Linked DNA regions of Mus musculus: region 1 is linked to region 2. A link is a loop called in an ENCODE intact Hi-C map of the cell type or tissue named here. Cell type or tissue: left cerebral cortex. All regions are shown on one strand.

What was found. A loop is a pair of places that touch in the nucleus more often than their neighbours do. Peaks named below come from ENCODE experiments on the same cell type or tissue, not always from the same donor. Only the 100,000 strongest peaks of a DNase experiment are listed, where the experiment ranks them.
Region 1: a loop joins it to region 2, with 2.0 times the contacts of the local background. A loop is called at or near these places in 15 of 42 quality-filtered maps.

Annotation. Positions count from the first base shown.
Region 1 is chr4:108,692,202-108,700,201 of GRCm38, reverse strand. Zfyve9 (zinc finger, FYVE domain containing 9) reads left to right here. Exons shown (of 19, transcript NM_001384118.1): 5 at 4,334-4,433; 6 at 6,706-6,882. Among named protein-coding and RNA genes, the nearest start is that of Cc2d1b, 76 kb to the right of the region's middle. In left cerebral cortex, a CTCF peak has its summit at 3,062 (motif pointing left); a DNase peak (open chromatin) is centred at 3,036.
Region 2 is chr4:108,776,030-108,784,029 of GRCm38, reverse strand. It overlaps Zfyve9 (zinc finger, FYVE domain containing 9), which reads left to right and starts at 3,191. Exons shown (of 19, transcript NM_001384118.1): 1 at 3,191-3,577. In left cerebral cortex, CTCF peaks have their summits at 1,351, 3,293 and 6,532 (motif pointing right); DNase peaks (open chromatin) are centred at 1,830, 2,290, 3,225, 3,885 and 2 more places; H3K4me3 peaks cover 3,232 bases; H3K27ac peaks cover 3,230 bases.

The sequences.
Region 1 (8,000 bases), 84 kb after region 2:
GATAGGATTACAGATGTGTATGCCTCACACCTCTTGTTTGTTTGAGGCAGGACCTCATGTAAGCCCTGATTGACCTCAGACTAGCTGTGCTGTTGAAGACAACCCTTGAACTTTTGCAGTGTTGGTTTACAGGTCTGTACTACCAGGCAAGTAGTTTACCAACTGAGTTACATTCTCAGCCCAAGAAATACTTTAAAACAGTTGTATTTCTTAGATTTCTTATTTAACAGTAAGTTGAGACAAAAAAAAAATAGATTGAGACAAAGACAAGTTTGTCATTGTCATTGACAATGGGAAGCAGTCAGGCATGGCACTGGGACAGTAGCTGAGAGCTTTACACAGGCAGCAGATAGAGCTTTTGAATCCTCAGAGCCCACTCCCAGTGACACATCTCCTCCAACAAGGACATACCTTATATCCTTTTAAACAGTTCATCAGCTAGGGACTATGTATACAAACACAGGAGCCTGTGGAGGCCATACTCATTCAAACCTCCATAGATTCTTATTTATGTACTGATGGGAATCAACAGATATGAGAACAATAATTACCTTCTTTAAATAGGATATTACATGCAATTCAGTTTCCCCTTATACTCTACCTGACATGTTCTGGCATGGTCAAATAAGACCAGCAGGTTCAATGTGATTTCTAATGAAGCTAGGGAAAAATTTCCCATTATACACTCTCTACAAGATTATGTTGATTAAAAGAAACTCTGACCTATCACAGAGCAGTTATCACACAGCTTTGTCTTTGTTCTCTGTTGTACCGAACCCTGGCATTTATTCTGGTTGTTATTTGCATTTCCAGTATACAGCACAGTAATTGCAGCTTCACCGTGTTCAATAAACATTTGTTGCCAATGAATAAACAAGTCATAGTTGGCTGATTGATTGTGTTGATTATTCACTCATTTGTCTCTGTACCAAGTGTGGAGTTTATATCAACAGTAACTGTTATCCATAATCCCATGTGTATTATGTATCCCAAAGCCACGCATATATAAGTTATGGTAAAGACTATGAAGGAAATAAACAAGAAAGTTAGTGTTGAAGGTCGTTTATGTGTAGGGCATGCTGCAAAGGCCTGTGTGAACCGACGTTTGATATTCCAAAAAGAACAGCCTGAAGGAAGACCAGAGGCAGAAAAGCACTGTTTATGAAATGAGTCCCTTGGTAAAGTGTAGTGAATGAGGAAAGAGTCCCATAAGAAGATGTTGTAGAGGAAGTCAGGGAGCAGGTCAGATAGACTGCAGGTTATGTTAAGGAGAATGTTTTAACCCTGGAATAATATCCCATTGCATGAATGCACAACATTTTCTTTTTCCTTTTACCTGTTGATGGACATCGAGGCTGTCCCCAATGTCTGGCTGTTACGAACAGAGCAGCAATGAACATGGATGAGCAAGTGTCTTTGTAGTAGGATATAGAGTTCTTTGGGTACATGCCCAAGAGCAAGTGGTTGCTGTAGTTGGATCTTGAGGTAGATCTGTTCCCAGCTTTCTGAGGAAACCCCACATTGATTTCCATAGTGGATATGTCATCATTTTCAAAGAAAAATTTGTTAATATACTTCAAAACAGAAAATTTTTTTAAATGCATTTTAAATTTTATTTTAGGTGTTGATTTTTTTTAATTTAAATAAAATTGCACGTTGAATTTTTTTGGTTAAGTTACAGCCATTTCTGTTTTTCATTTGAGAATTTGAACAATGAATACAGAATAACCTTCATAAGATCTGCATTGGCAGAACATTCAAACAGGCTATGATTTGGTTTATACCTTCAGTGGTCAGTTACATAAGACTTGCTTCTGCCCTCAAATGTTAATGCAAGGTAAGGTCACTGATTGTTCCTTAAAAAACAAAGAGTAGTAAATTGTTTAAAAGTTGGTTGAAATATATTGCTAAGGTCACTGTGAAGATCAAAAGAGGTCAGTGTCTGTTTATTCACTGTGTGCAAATGATGTGTGTGTGCACAAGTGCAAGGCCTTGTGTGTGGAGATTAGAGAACAACTGTGTAGAGTCCTCTCCTTCCACTTTCTACCTTTATATGTGTTCTGGGGCTTAAACTCAGGTCACTAATCATGTTTTGTAGCACGTTATCCACTAAGCCATTTCACCAGCCTCATGGGATCAGAATTTCTTTTTTTTTTTTAATTATTAGATATTTTTTATTTACATTTCAAATGTTATCCTCTTTCCTAGTTTCCCCTCCAAAAGTCCCCTATCCCCTTCCTCCCTTCCCCTGCTCCCCAACCCACCTATTCCTGCTTCCTGGCCCTGGCATTCTTCACAGGACCAAGGGCCTCTCCTCCCATTGATGACTGACTAGGCCTGACTAGGCCATCCTCTGCTACATATGCAGCTGAACCTTGAGTCCCACCATGTGTTTTCTTTGGTTGCTGGCAGGGAGCTCTGGGGGTACTGATTAGTTCATATTGTTGTTCCTCCTAGGGGACTGCAAACCCCTTCAGCTTCTTGGGTACTTTCTCTAGCTCCTTCATTGGGGACCCTGTGCTCCGTCCAGTGGATGGCTGTGAGCATCCACTTCTGTATTTTTCAGGCACTGGCAGAGTCTCTCAAGAGGCAGCTATATCAGGCTCCTGTCAGCAAGCTCTTGTTGGCATCCACAATAGTGTCTGGGTTTGGTGGTGGTTTATGGGATGGATCCTCAGGTGGGGCAGTCTCTGGATGGTCATTCCTTCCGTTTCTGCTCTGAACTTGTCTCTGTAACTCTTTCCATGGGTATTTTGTTCCCCTTCTAAGAAGGCTCAAAGTGGGGTCAGTATTTCTTAAATATTGTAAATATACTAGGTGATTACCTATTCAGCCTTGAACTCTCTTTGGAAATAATGTGATCCAGGTTTTGAACATCGTTATAGCTGCTTACTTGCTGCTTTAGTTTTAGGCAAGGCAGTTTGTTCATCTGTAAAGTGGAGGGGATTATACTTAACTTGAACATTTACATATGGCTAAGATTTATTGAGCAGCTTGGCTCACAGTTGTCTGTTAGCTGCAGTTCCAAGGAATCTAGTGACCTCTTCTGGCTTCCGTGGGTATCTGCATGCACATGGTACATGTATAGCACATAGCCTCTCTTGCACACCAACATTTAGAATTAGATATCCTAAGTTTTCCATTGCAATGTAGAATTTAACTTCTTAGCTTTGCACACAGCTTACTCAAGAGTTTCATGCAGAACCCAGCCAGAGGATCTCATCGCTTGCCCTAATGACTCTGTGTCTGGCTCTTCAGCTTCTTAGCTGCATATGCTGGTTTATACTCGTAGTCCTTGCAATTAGAATGTTGAGGCAGGAGGAAGATTGCTGTAATTTCAAGGCCTTGGCTACAGAGTGAAACTGTCTCAGAAAAAGAAAGTAGAAACATAACCCTTAGTTTCTTCCTGGATAAGATAAGTCTAGCATACCTTCTGTACTCTGTATATCTTAGTTGATTGGAAAAATCCAAAGTCCTCTATAAACTAAATTAGTAATAGTAGCTGAATATGTCCATTTCCCCAAATGGGAAAAAAGCTGCTCTAACTAATGTTAACTTTGATATGATTCTTCATCTCTTAGTTCAATTTTATGAGGCATAAGATAATTCCAGGCCATGAAAACTAGGATAGAATTTATTTTACTGGGAATGGCTTTCTTCCTCTACAAAGCTATGTGGTAAGTGACTATAGAATCCATGAAGATCAATCTTAACCAGAACCTGGGGAATTGTTGCACGGTGTGGAAAGGGAGAGGAAGGGAGGCCCCAGCTGAGCTCAGAAGGTGAGAATGAGGGATTAGAACATGGCCTGGCTGACTATGTGACCTGCTCTGGCTTTCTATAGCTAGAGCTGTGCTGATTTTTATTATTGAGTTGTATGTTTTGATTTTATTCTTCATAGCAAACTAGTATGGTTATTAGGAAATAGAAAACAGAACTTAAAACTCAGAACTTGTCATCTTTGATCATTTCCTTCTCCTATATAGATAAATGGATGCAACAATCTCTTAGGTACTGGTGTTATATAGAATTTGCCCAAGGGTAACTAAAATCTTGTTTTATTTTTTTCCTTGCTATGTATTTTCTGTGTGACCATGGCCAATATTTTTATTTTCATCAAGCTTTATTGAGTTCCTTATAAAATTGTAGATCTCACCCTTAGTTTTGCATTCTAGCTTCTTGAACTGCAGTTTTTGTTGTTATATTTGTTTGTTTGTTTTTGATTCTGTTGTATGGTAGTTAATATGGTTCACTCTTGATCAGTGCTGGTCAATATTAGTTCACTTGTTTTGTACCATGATCCTGATGGTTCAGTGTATTTTTTTCTTCCCAGGTTTTCTGTGCTTCCTGCTGCAGCCTAAAATGCAAACTGCTGTACATGGACAGAAAGGAAGCCAGAGTGTGTGTAATCTGTCACTCAGTGCTGATGAATGGTACGTATTGAAACAGCTGGATGCAGTCACTGGGCAGTGCAGAGAATTCCTATGAAAAGTCCCTTTTCCCCTGTTCACCTTCCCGAATGCCATAACTGTAACTGAAAACCCTGAGCTTAGTCTCCGTGCTTTGAAAGTATGTTAGCTTTGCAGAGCTCCTCTGTCAGATTTAATGAGCTAATGCTAAGGCTAGGTAGGTTCTGTGGGAAGAGTGAAGCCTTTGAGAAAGTGGTGTTGGGTAACTCTGCATGTCCCTGTCAGATGATGAGAGGGGCGGGCTGGTGTGTGTTGACTACATAGCTATGAGACTTTAAAATTGGGCCAAGGTTCTCCTCAGAACTTACTTTCTTAACAATGTTAATTTTCTTAGAAATAAGTATTTTAGCATCAAGTGTCAAGTAGAAATTTGTGCATTTATTTGCCAGTTATTTCTGAAAAAACAATATCTTTTACATGGGAAAAGAATATAGCCAAGAGAAGGAAGATAAAACTTAATCATTATTCATCTTTTATGGGACTAGAAATTAATCCATGGACATTTTAGTTAAAAAACAAAAAAAAAATATCAAAACCAAAATTCTTGAGTATTCTTGTGAATAAATACAGTAAAGCTTACCATGCGATAGAATTTTCTCTTTGGATGTGTCTTTGTACATTTACTAGAACAATTCCAAGTAGAAACTGGACACTGTTGCTAACTATGTCCCTGGCACCCTGGAGACTAGAATTTATCTGCTCTTAGATCCCTCCTGCTCTGTCTGTCTGCATTGCTCATAGTGATGTTTTCCTGTTGCTGGCTTATTAACCTATTGCATGTCAGTTTATCCGATCTGTTCTAATATCCTATGATCTACCTAATTTCCTCCCATTTCTGAATTCTTAAAATTTTGATGAAACACGAATCATTCTCTTTCCTCTTACGGATCAGTGTTTGGATGGTGGTTATGTCACTGAGTTGCTCAACTGATGTTTTTTTATTCCACGGCTTTCATTTGTGGATACAGATCCACAGACAAGAATATACAGCTTACTCACAGGACCTAATGCCTTTTTTATTTGATGAGGTCTTCCAACTTGATAGCAATTTGTTTTAACTTGGCATAGCTAAAGATGAAGGAAATGGCAGAGGATTCGTATGAAATCACTTACATTTTGTTAAGCCAAGGAGGCCCTTAACAGGGGATCCTAAGGTAATTACTTCTGGTTTTGCCAGTGTCTTTCCTCCTGCATGGCTTAGCCTGGTCTCTTTCTGAATATTTAATTTGATGCTTTTCAGTGTTCCCTCTTTTTCCTTTCTCCTATTCTCTTCCTTCCCTCTTCCTGCCAGTGCTTTCAAATGAACATAGCTTTTGTTACAAGCCATAGAGGAAATACATATTCAAAATAAATATTCAAAATCTTTTGGATCATTCCTTGATGTTGAATGGTGGTATCCTGTTTTTAAGGTGCTCAAAAATTGGGTAGTTCATGTTCTTGGCCATATAGTACCTGTACCTCAAAAAAAAAAAAAAAAACCCAAAAAACCTTTGATGTCTTTGGTTTCTGTAACTCCATCCATTCTGTTTACTTTTAAAGAGAATGTTATGTCAGTGTGTAGTTAATAAGATTATAGCTATGTAGACTCTTAATGTATTGTTGATCACACTGGTTGATCACACTCATATGATAGTGGCACATTTTCATGTTCAAGTAGATCCTATGTTTTTTCGACACTCCAAGTCCATGCAGTGGTTTACAGCTGGATACTTCTATAGAGGTGTTTTCTGAATTAAAGTGTAAACCATAGAAATACCGAGACACATACTCCCGAGCTTTAAGCTTCTGAATTTTCAAATGAGATTTTATCTCAGCTAAAAAGAACCTGAAAATCTAAAAATAACACTAAAACAGTAATACATTGGAATTATATTTTTTGGTCCCTGATTTTGATTTTTTTAATAGACAATATAAAGGTTATCTTAGTTGCAGATCTGATGTTATTTTCCTCCCTTTTAAGAAATACAAGGTCTCCTTTAAAAAAAATAAACAAATACACATAACTAACAGTAGTATCAACAGTCCTGGAGTTACTATTTTTCATCAAATAATTTGCTTAGCTAAGTGGTCTCTCTAATTGAATTAAAGCCATCTAATCCGGAATACCTTCACTAGCTGGGCGAGAGACATACTATGAGTGTTAATGAGGAGCAGCGTTATTTATCCAATATTGTCAAGGTCTTGATGTCCATATTTTGCAATCCATTCACATTGATTGTGTCTGTATTTGCTTTAGCTCAAGCCTGGGAGAACATGATGAGTGCCTCAAGCCAGAGCCCTAACCCTAACAATCCTGCTGAATACTGTTCTACTATCCCTCCCTTGCAGCAAGCTCAGGCCTCAGGAGCCCTGAGCTCTCCACCTCCCACTGTGATGGTACCTGTGGGAGTTTTAAAGCACCCTGGAACAGAAGGTAGGGGATCATGTGCTGTTCTCTCCTTTTCTTCACCATGTTCCTCTGAAAGGTGCTGATAGGGCTTTACAGCACCACTCTTTAAAACTCAGATAAGCCTCTGTGGGTGGCTATTAAAAATGAGAGATATGTCAAGATTATATGTGGGCAAGGAAAAAAATACCTGATATTTTGGAGGGACCTCTGAAAACATGTCCATTTCCCTCCACCCTAAGATTGAACTAATTTCAGTGTTTATACCTGCGAGTTGTAGACTTTGAAACCATCCTGTAAGGCCCTATATTCATACTTACTTAAATGTTCTTTGTAGGAGTTTGCCAAGTGATAAAAACGAGCCTTCTTCCTGCTGACCAGTCCATTCTGGTAGTGCTTTCAGAAATAAACATTGCCATGTTCTCTTTTCATGATTAATTTGTCCATTATAAAAATATAAAATATTACCTCATATATAGACCTTTAAATCCAGGACTTTAACTCTGATTATGTCATATGATAGGTTGTAATCTCAACTTTTGGGGGTTGTCACTTCTTTATGGTTATGATAGTGTCAGATGAAAGGCACACTAAATTTAGAAGAATATGAATTATAAATAAAACAATTATATATTTCCTTAAAATGACTTTATCAAGACGTTTCCCTTGTTATTTCAATCTGTCTTCGCTAATTTTGTGTCTGTTCACCTAGTAATGCTCCTCTCCCTTGTTAAGGCGTTCCTTCCCTTTGGAAGATCAGACTCTACTGAAATGATCGTTCTTCCCCATCTCTCCTCTTCTGGTCATCCCTTAGAATAGAATCCTTGTATTTTTGTGAGTTCGGGCTTTCTTAAAATCCTATTCTCTTTGCTTCATTTGTTATTTTTGTTGTTCTTCCCTAGTCTCTTTGTTTTGACTGTTCAGACTGATCTCCAAGCTGGACGTAAGGACACTGTTTCATCAAGTGCTGTTTCCCAGCCTTTCCCTGTCCCTTCACTAAGTGCAAAGCAGCACCTGATCAGCTCTTCCCCTTCAGCTCAGCTTAGCCGGACCTGCTCAGTCTGTGCCTCAATTCCTAGATGTCTGTGCCAAGTCTTCCTTGAGGAAGCAGGGTTTCTTCAGGATTCTTCAGGGTATCTTTGCCT
Region 2 (8,000 bases):
GGGAGGCATACAGGGAAATATGTATTGACCTTGTACTGATGAAGAATTATAACTTGGGAAAGTACAGGGTTAAAAAGAACGCAGATGAGATTTTATGTTTCTCTTTCAACAAAATTTATACAGTATATATTCTTATACACAAATATAAAATTTATTTATTTTACTCTCTTTCCCCTTTCCCTTCTGTAAACTTAAAATTTATTCAAATATCCTAGATCAAAAGGTTTGTACCTTTGTGTGCAGGGAGGTGTGTGAAAGGAGAAGGATAATTTAACAAAACAAGAAGTAGAATTTGTTAGGTTTTGTGACCAACTGTCCAGTAGTGAGTGCTAACAATTAAATATGATAACCAGAATCTGGATTAGGCACCTGTTAGATGATGATGTCACTGAATCTCTCTCCCGCCCCCATTTAAAATTCTGAGATGAGACTATTGGTATGTTGCCTACATTGGTATGCTTCCAACTCCTGGACAATAGTGATCCCTTTGCCTCAGCCTTTGAAGTAAACAAATATACAAGTGGATGAAGAGAAGCACTCCTGGCTTCACCCAAAGTTTAAAGAGCAAAGAAAATTCTACTAAAGATGATCCCAAACTTCCATGAAAACAGTCTTACAATATTGATTTTCTAAAGGATGTCAATTCTATAGACATGGAAGTGGGGAATTCTACAGGGGGGGGGCGTTAAGCTATACTTTAAAGTCATCGGAGAGTGGTGGAAATCAATGCAAACAGAAAGTGGCAGAATCAAGACAACTGACTTCGAGTTGAAGTGGTTTGAAACAGAAAGAGATCTTAGGCAGAAGAAAGGAGGCAGGTGAGAGATAGGTCAGGAGCTGAGAGTAAGATGAGGAAGCAGGAGGGGAAACAGTCTTGGATGAAATGGGAGCAGACAAAAGGAGACCTACTGTGGGTGCATGCATGCCTCCTGGGTAGTTGGTTCTCTCCTTCTATCTTGGGGTTCCAGAGATAAAACTCAGATCACTAGGTGTGGCCCTTTACCCACTGAGCCATCTGGCCAGCATATGACAGAACGATTTTAAGCAAGTTACTATCAAGCAGCTTCCCTCAGCAAGAGTTTGAATAGAAGGGAAGAACGTGTGAGGCAAGAAGAAACTGGTCCTGGGAACAAATGAATCATCTTCATGCTGTAGCTACACCCTAGACGTCCTGATTATTCACAAACAAATGTAGGTTTTCTGCAGTGGCAGTGAGCTTGGATTGGAAAGGACAGTGCCAATGTCATGTCAGGGAGCCAAACTGATGGAAATTAAAGGGCCCATGCTAAAGCACAAATGGTATCAATAGCAACTCACTCTAACAGTGTTCTCTTGTTACTGTAGAAAAGACTGCTATCAGACAGGAGACCCTAGGTTATAGGGACTCCTTGCGGCTTTTCTCTCGGTTGGATGCCCCTTGGTGGTGGTGCCGAAGTACTGAGTTCTTAGAGATGCTGTGAGGATGAATCACCATTTCCTCCGAGCTGGTTTCTGTCGTTACAAAAAGGGGATAGTGATTGTGTGTGTGTGTGTGTGTGTGTGTGTGTGTGTGTGTGTGTGTAATGTGACTCAGAGATAAGTGGCAAAGGCAGACTTGGGACTGTACAGGAACAGCTTTCATTGATGAGAAAAGAACTGCTAGGTTATATTTTTCTCTGGGTGGCTGCTCAATTATTACTTGAACAGCTCCTGGACTCCTTATGTAATTTCCCCATGTCTTGTTACTATTATCCCATAATCTAAGGTAAGGCAAGATTGCTTATAATATTTTATAATATTTTCATGCAGGAAAAATGTGCTGGTTCTATTTTGATATCTGCTGTGCTGTAGAATGTCAAAGGATCCAGTGTACTAGGTTCTCCTCTTCAGAGGAGGATGTTACATAAATGCACGAGTGAAATTCAGGGAAATTTCACTTAGACCAGGATGATGAGAATGACCTTTTGATAGGAACACACACACACACACACACACACACACACACACACACACGCGCACACGCACACACACACACACACACACACACACAGACACACACGAGCGGGGTTGGGGAGTGTGGTGGGATAAACACACACAGATGGGCACAATCTCCAGATTAAGAATGACTAAGTAAGTGTTAGGGTGTTCTGGAATTAACAAAAATTGGAACTATAGGCCCGTCCTTCCATCCCCAACCTTCACAACCAGCTAGGCAGGCAGGAGAAAACAGAGGTTCAAAAATATTACATAACTTGCCAGGGTCATAAAACTCTACATGATGTAACTGGAACCAGTGGCATCAGGATCTGCCTGACACCAAAGTCCTTGCTTGTTCCAGTATAGCTCCCAGAAACAAAACCAACCAACCAACCAACCAAACAAACACAGTATTTGGGAATTTGAGGGACCAGGGGATTTAAAATTTTTTTTTTCTTTTTCCTATTTCCCTTCTGACAGTCTTTAGTTGTGACGTTATGTTAGCATCCTAGAGGCTGGGCAAGATCAAACAGGAGGCATTTGTAAACAAAATGACTGCATAGCCTTTAATATAACCACAACAATTTCCTTCTTTCAGAGTTTTTATCTAGGATTTGATAAGGGGTGGGTGACCCAGAAGTGGTAGAGGTGGTGGCCAGGGTTAAGTTAGTAAAAGGATGAGTCTTTTCTTACCTTTAAGTTGTTTATCGGTTTCAGGACAACCCGTTGGTTATTCTCTTCTCTTTGTCAGCGTTTTTTAAATTTTGTTTTGTTTTGTTTGTTTGTTTTTTGTTTTCTCCCCCCTACTTTGTAGGTAAGGATAGGGTTTAAGGAATTCTATAGCACATTTCTGTAGTGAATCTGCACAGTAGCTCCAAAAAAGTTGAGGTCAAAGATGATTCCTTTATCTGCTTTGGGAAGGGATTGTGCATGTGCTTAGGAAAAGAAAAAAGGGATTTGTTCTGGGTCACGCTCCTTTCATACTGACGCACTGAGGGAATTAAAAGGGACCCCCTGTCTCCACGAGAAATGAACCGAGATTCCCTCACATTCCCGCTCTCGGAGACGAGTGACGAAAGCATTCACATACCTTCTTGGAGGGAAGAAAAAGGTGCTGGGGTCTGACGGGGGTGGGGTGTGGGGGGAGCCGACAGCTTCCGGCTCCCGGGAAGCCGCGTCAGGGGCGGGCCACGGGCCGCGGGCGGCGCAGGGCGCACGGGGCCCCGCCACCCCCAGGCCGCGCTGCCTCGCGTTCCCTGCCGCTCGTGCCCGGTGCGGCCGCCGCAGTCCCGGCGCCGTAGCGGGACGTGGGGTCCAGGGGGCGCTGTGGCCCAGCGGCGCGGGCGGCTGAAGCGGCCACCGCGGCGGCGCCCGAGGCTTCGCCGAGCCCGTCTGCCTGCATCGCCTCGGTTGTCCCGCCGTAAGCTGCGCCCCCGGCCGCGCTCGGCCGCGCTCGGCCGCGCTTTCCCGGACCCGCGTGGCTGAGGCGGCTGGAGGGGCGCTGGGCCTCAGTCCCGGCCGCTGAGACCGCAGCCCCCTCAGGAGTGCGAGGCTTCGCGGCGGAGCCCCGCTGAGGACGAGGCTCTCGGCTGAGTGACGACCCCCGGGCCATGGAGAGGCGGTGAGTGTGGCGCGCTGCGGTTCGGGGCTCGTCTGCTTGCGCCGCCCAGGGGTCCTGGCGCCAGCTATTGGGCCGGGCGGACGGAGCGTCCTGCCAGTGCGGCCGCCGCGGGCACCCCGGAGCTCTGGGGCCTCGGCCCTTTCTCCGTGGGTCCCCGGGAGATTGAAGGCGTGCGGGGGGCGACTAGGCCCCGAGTCGCCGGGAAGCCCTTAGCCGGGCCTGGGTTCCGGCGCGGCCGGGTACGTGAAGATCGGGCTGGCGGCCGCACCGGTGCCCTTCGCGTTTGTCCCGGGCGGGGCCGAGCGTGCCTTCCTTCCCAGGGCCCTTCGAGCACATCCCGGAGGGAGGCAGAGGACGCTTGTTTGCAAACAGCTTTGGCTTGCCTGCTCCGCGTACTGAGTCCTGCGGAGCCACCCCCTGGGTGGGGAGTGGTGAGTATTGAGGTGCAGAGAGTGCGGGGCACTCGGAGCCCCTGGTACTCCAGGAGTAGCATTCACGCCTCCCTTGCTGGAGACACAGCCTTTTGCGTCCTTTTTTGAGGTGAAATTTCATCACCTGCCGCTAGCTCATCCTTTCCTCCTTATGTTACATCTTGTCTCTGAGCGAGGTCTGCTTTGGAGAAAGCCCCATCCCATCTTTGCTATGCTAAGTTTCCTAGCTACTCACAGTTAAAAAAAGAAAAAAAAAATCTTTTAGGAAGATGTCTTTTCCACCTTTAGAGAGACAGGAAATGTTTTAATGCCCCAGTCCTTGGTACAAAAATGTTTTACTCAAATAGAGAACGGATGGCAAGAAGATTTTAAATCATACTAATTACCCTAATTGCAAGGACATGCCGAAAATGGGATATAAACTCAGTTGTACAAGAAAAATGATTTGTTTTGTTCTGGTAAGGATGTAAAAAAAAGTTAGTGATTGTAGTTTGACATTACACGTCAGATATTGGGTGCTTCTTGTTTATGATAAATGTGATTACAGGTTATTCTCATTTTTCTACTATATAGGACTTATATGTACATCTAGAACGTCAATGCATGAAAATATGTATATATAGTAGAAAATTTGGATACGCAGAGAGGTACTATATTGGCTTTCAATATGTACTTAATAACTGGAGAGAGATTACTAGTAATGTCATATGTTTTGATGGTCATTCAAAGTTTACAGTGAGAGTGTACTGATTTATAAAATTATTATTATATTTTGGAATTAAATTAAGAATGCCTGACTGGTCCACTTTACAGCCAGACATTTGTTTAAAATTTATAAAATATGTTACTAATTATCAGAGTTAGAGCCATCAGTTAATATGCATAGTTACCTGTAAGACTCCTGACTTAACCTTCCTACAGAGCGTGGGAATCTCCTGAGGTCTAAGGGGGTCATCATGTTGATGAATTTTGAGGACCCATTGTGTTAGTGTTGTAGCCTTGCCTTTGTCAGATCTTGTGTAAGCATTTTTAACTGTAAAACATTGGCTTGATTAGTATGTTGGTTAACTTAGGTTTTAAAAGTCGAATTCTTTTCTCAGTGTGTCTCTAAAGACCAATGTTAGAATTGGGGGTACTGATTAAAATATTCTATTCCTGGTCCCCTAAATCAGAATTGTAGGTATAACTCGAAGATCTTGATTTTTTTAAATCAACCTTCCTGATTCTTAGTACTACTAAATTTGGACATAATTGATAAAAGAGATTCGCTTAGGTGGACACAATTGTCCTCTCTCTAGCAAAACTATTACTCTTAAGTGGCTTACAGATGGTCTTCATAGCAACAGATAATGGTTTTGTAATGCAGATAGAAAAACAGCTGTTTCAGTCAACAAACATGGTAAGCCTTTGGTGGGAATGTTAAGGAAAACTATCTGGTTATTCATCTTGGCAATGAATAAATGTCAATATTGTCTGTAAAATGCTGTTAGGTATTTAGAAGGCTTTTAGAAGACAGCATACAAAAAGTATTGTATAAATTTTTAAAATATAATTTTAGGTGATAATAATATCAGGTTCTGTTTTAGGTGTTCTGGGAAATACAAAAATGACCAAGGTTTCTGCTAGCAATTAGCTAATTGTGGAAGCAGGACAAGTTTAATTAACTGTTACATGGCTGGGTCAGAAAAGTGTTGTAACTGAGTGAAATGAGGTAGATCTCTGCTTAGGGCTTCTGTGTCTCATCCAGGATCTTGCCCTTCAAGATGCATCCCTAAGGAATGGGAGGTCACTCTAGAAGAGGACTTGCTTAGAATGTGTAAGCCCCCCAGTTTAATTCTCAGAATTGAGAAAAAAATCATATGGAATGTTCCTTTATTTTCCAATTCCTGATTCAATGTTTTCTTTAAAGAAAGAGTAGCATGTGTCGCTTGGGAAGTACTAGTTTTATATTAACTCCCTAGTGAAGAAAGAACAAGTGAATGAGTAGGGATGAACTCATTCCTTCCTCTGCTGCTAAGCTGCCACTTTTATTCCATTCACTGAAGTTTATTTGGCTCCTCTTATGTGCTGGCCACAGACTGGTGGTTGCAAAGTACAAAGCTTGATTAAAAGATAATTGCCTAGATTTTAGTTTAAGTTCTTTTGTTTCTAGGGGTGGTATATACATGCTTTATGATTATTGATTGCATTGCATGCTGTGGTACAGAGTGTGGAGTCAGATGTGAGGAGCAATGAGATACTTAGGCTCTGAGTTTCTTATACTTTCTTGTAGTAATGGTAGCCCTTCCAGGGAAGTGGGCCGTTTGTTTCTGTGAGGTGCAAGTGATCATAGACAGGAAAGAGAAATGGTCATGCCCACTTTTCCTTTTGGAGAAAAGAAAAATAAAAGCCAGAGCGTGTGTACACTGTGTACTTATAGCTTGTCTTCTTGCTTTTCTTTGTTTCTTTCTTTTTTTAAGATTTATTTATTTTTATATATATGATGAGTACACTGTAGCTGTCTTCAGACACACCAGAAGAGGGCACCAGACCCCATTACAGATGGTTGTTAGCCACCATGTGGTTGCTGGGAATTGAATTCAGGACCTCTATCCAGTGCCCCTTTTCTTTCTTTCTTTCTTTCTTTCTTTCTTTCTTTCTTTCTTTCTTTCTTTCTTTCATTCTTTCATTCTTTCATTCTTTCATTCTTTCGACTAGTTCTACTTTTGGATTTTTGAAAAAAATTTGATGGGAAAATTTTTATTGTAATGTGCACATATTTTTCATTTCCTCTTTAACTAAACCAATATTCTCTATGCCTGGGATAGACGTGTTACTTTACTTCCAGCTTTACATTGGTCTTCACTTTCACTTCATTTTTGTATATTTGCCCTGCAGTGTGTGAATTAGTATATAGAGTGACATTCTTGGTATGTACTTATCGTTGGAAAATACCGAGTTGCAGATGCTGGACAAAAATACTTCATGTACTTTAGTTTAAGAACTGAAGAGTACTACTCAAAACATAGACTTTTCCTTATAATCTATAGTGATGAGAATCAAAGTTCTTTGTTTTTTTTTTTTTTTAAGATTTACTTATCTATATGACTGCTCTATTTGTATGTATGCCTTCATGACAGAAGAGGGCGTCAGAACCCATTATAGATGGTTGTGAGTCACCAAATGGTTGGTGGAAATTGAACTCGGGACCTCTGGAAGAGCAGCCAGTGAGCCATCTGCTCACTGAGCCATTTCTCCAGTCCCAAGTTACAAGAATCAGAGTTCTTATAACTTACATACATATACATTTATATGTGTATGTGTTTGTGTGTGTGTATATATACACATACATATGTGTCTTATAACCTTGATCAGTCTTGTTTACACTCTTTTAAGTCTTTATTCGTCTATAAAATAAAGCTAATAGTATACATTTTATAGGATTATTGTGAGGATTAAGTAAATCAGAGCTTGTTCTATATATAAATAAGCATTACTCTAGAAATGGAAAGTATATTTCTTTGAGTTTTGAGAAAGTTTAAAAGATTATTCATTATTCAGTTTTCTGCTAAAAAATAAAGCTAGCATGACCGATTGCAAAGATTGCCAAATTAAGGATGAGACAAGTTTACAGAATTAGTATTTTGATTATATAGTTAATAGAATGTCTCATGCTTCATCATAAATTTTATTTAATGAAATACTTTGAAATTGTTATTTATAAGTTCTCCATTTTATAAATTAGGTAGTGCTTTAATTTTTTTTTCTTTCTTTCTGTAAGGTCTGATGTGCCCTGAGCTAGCCTAGAACTTTCTGTAAGGTCTGATGTAGCCTGGGCTAGCCTAGAACTTGTGATGGTAGCTGGGGATGATCCTGAACTTCGATCTCTCATTCTACTTCCCAAGTGAGGGGATCATAGCCAAGAACCACTGTGCCTTGCTGAATTTATTTTAAATAGTCCAACTAAGAGACCTGAAGTATTGTAAAAATTTGAACAGTATGTATATTTGTAT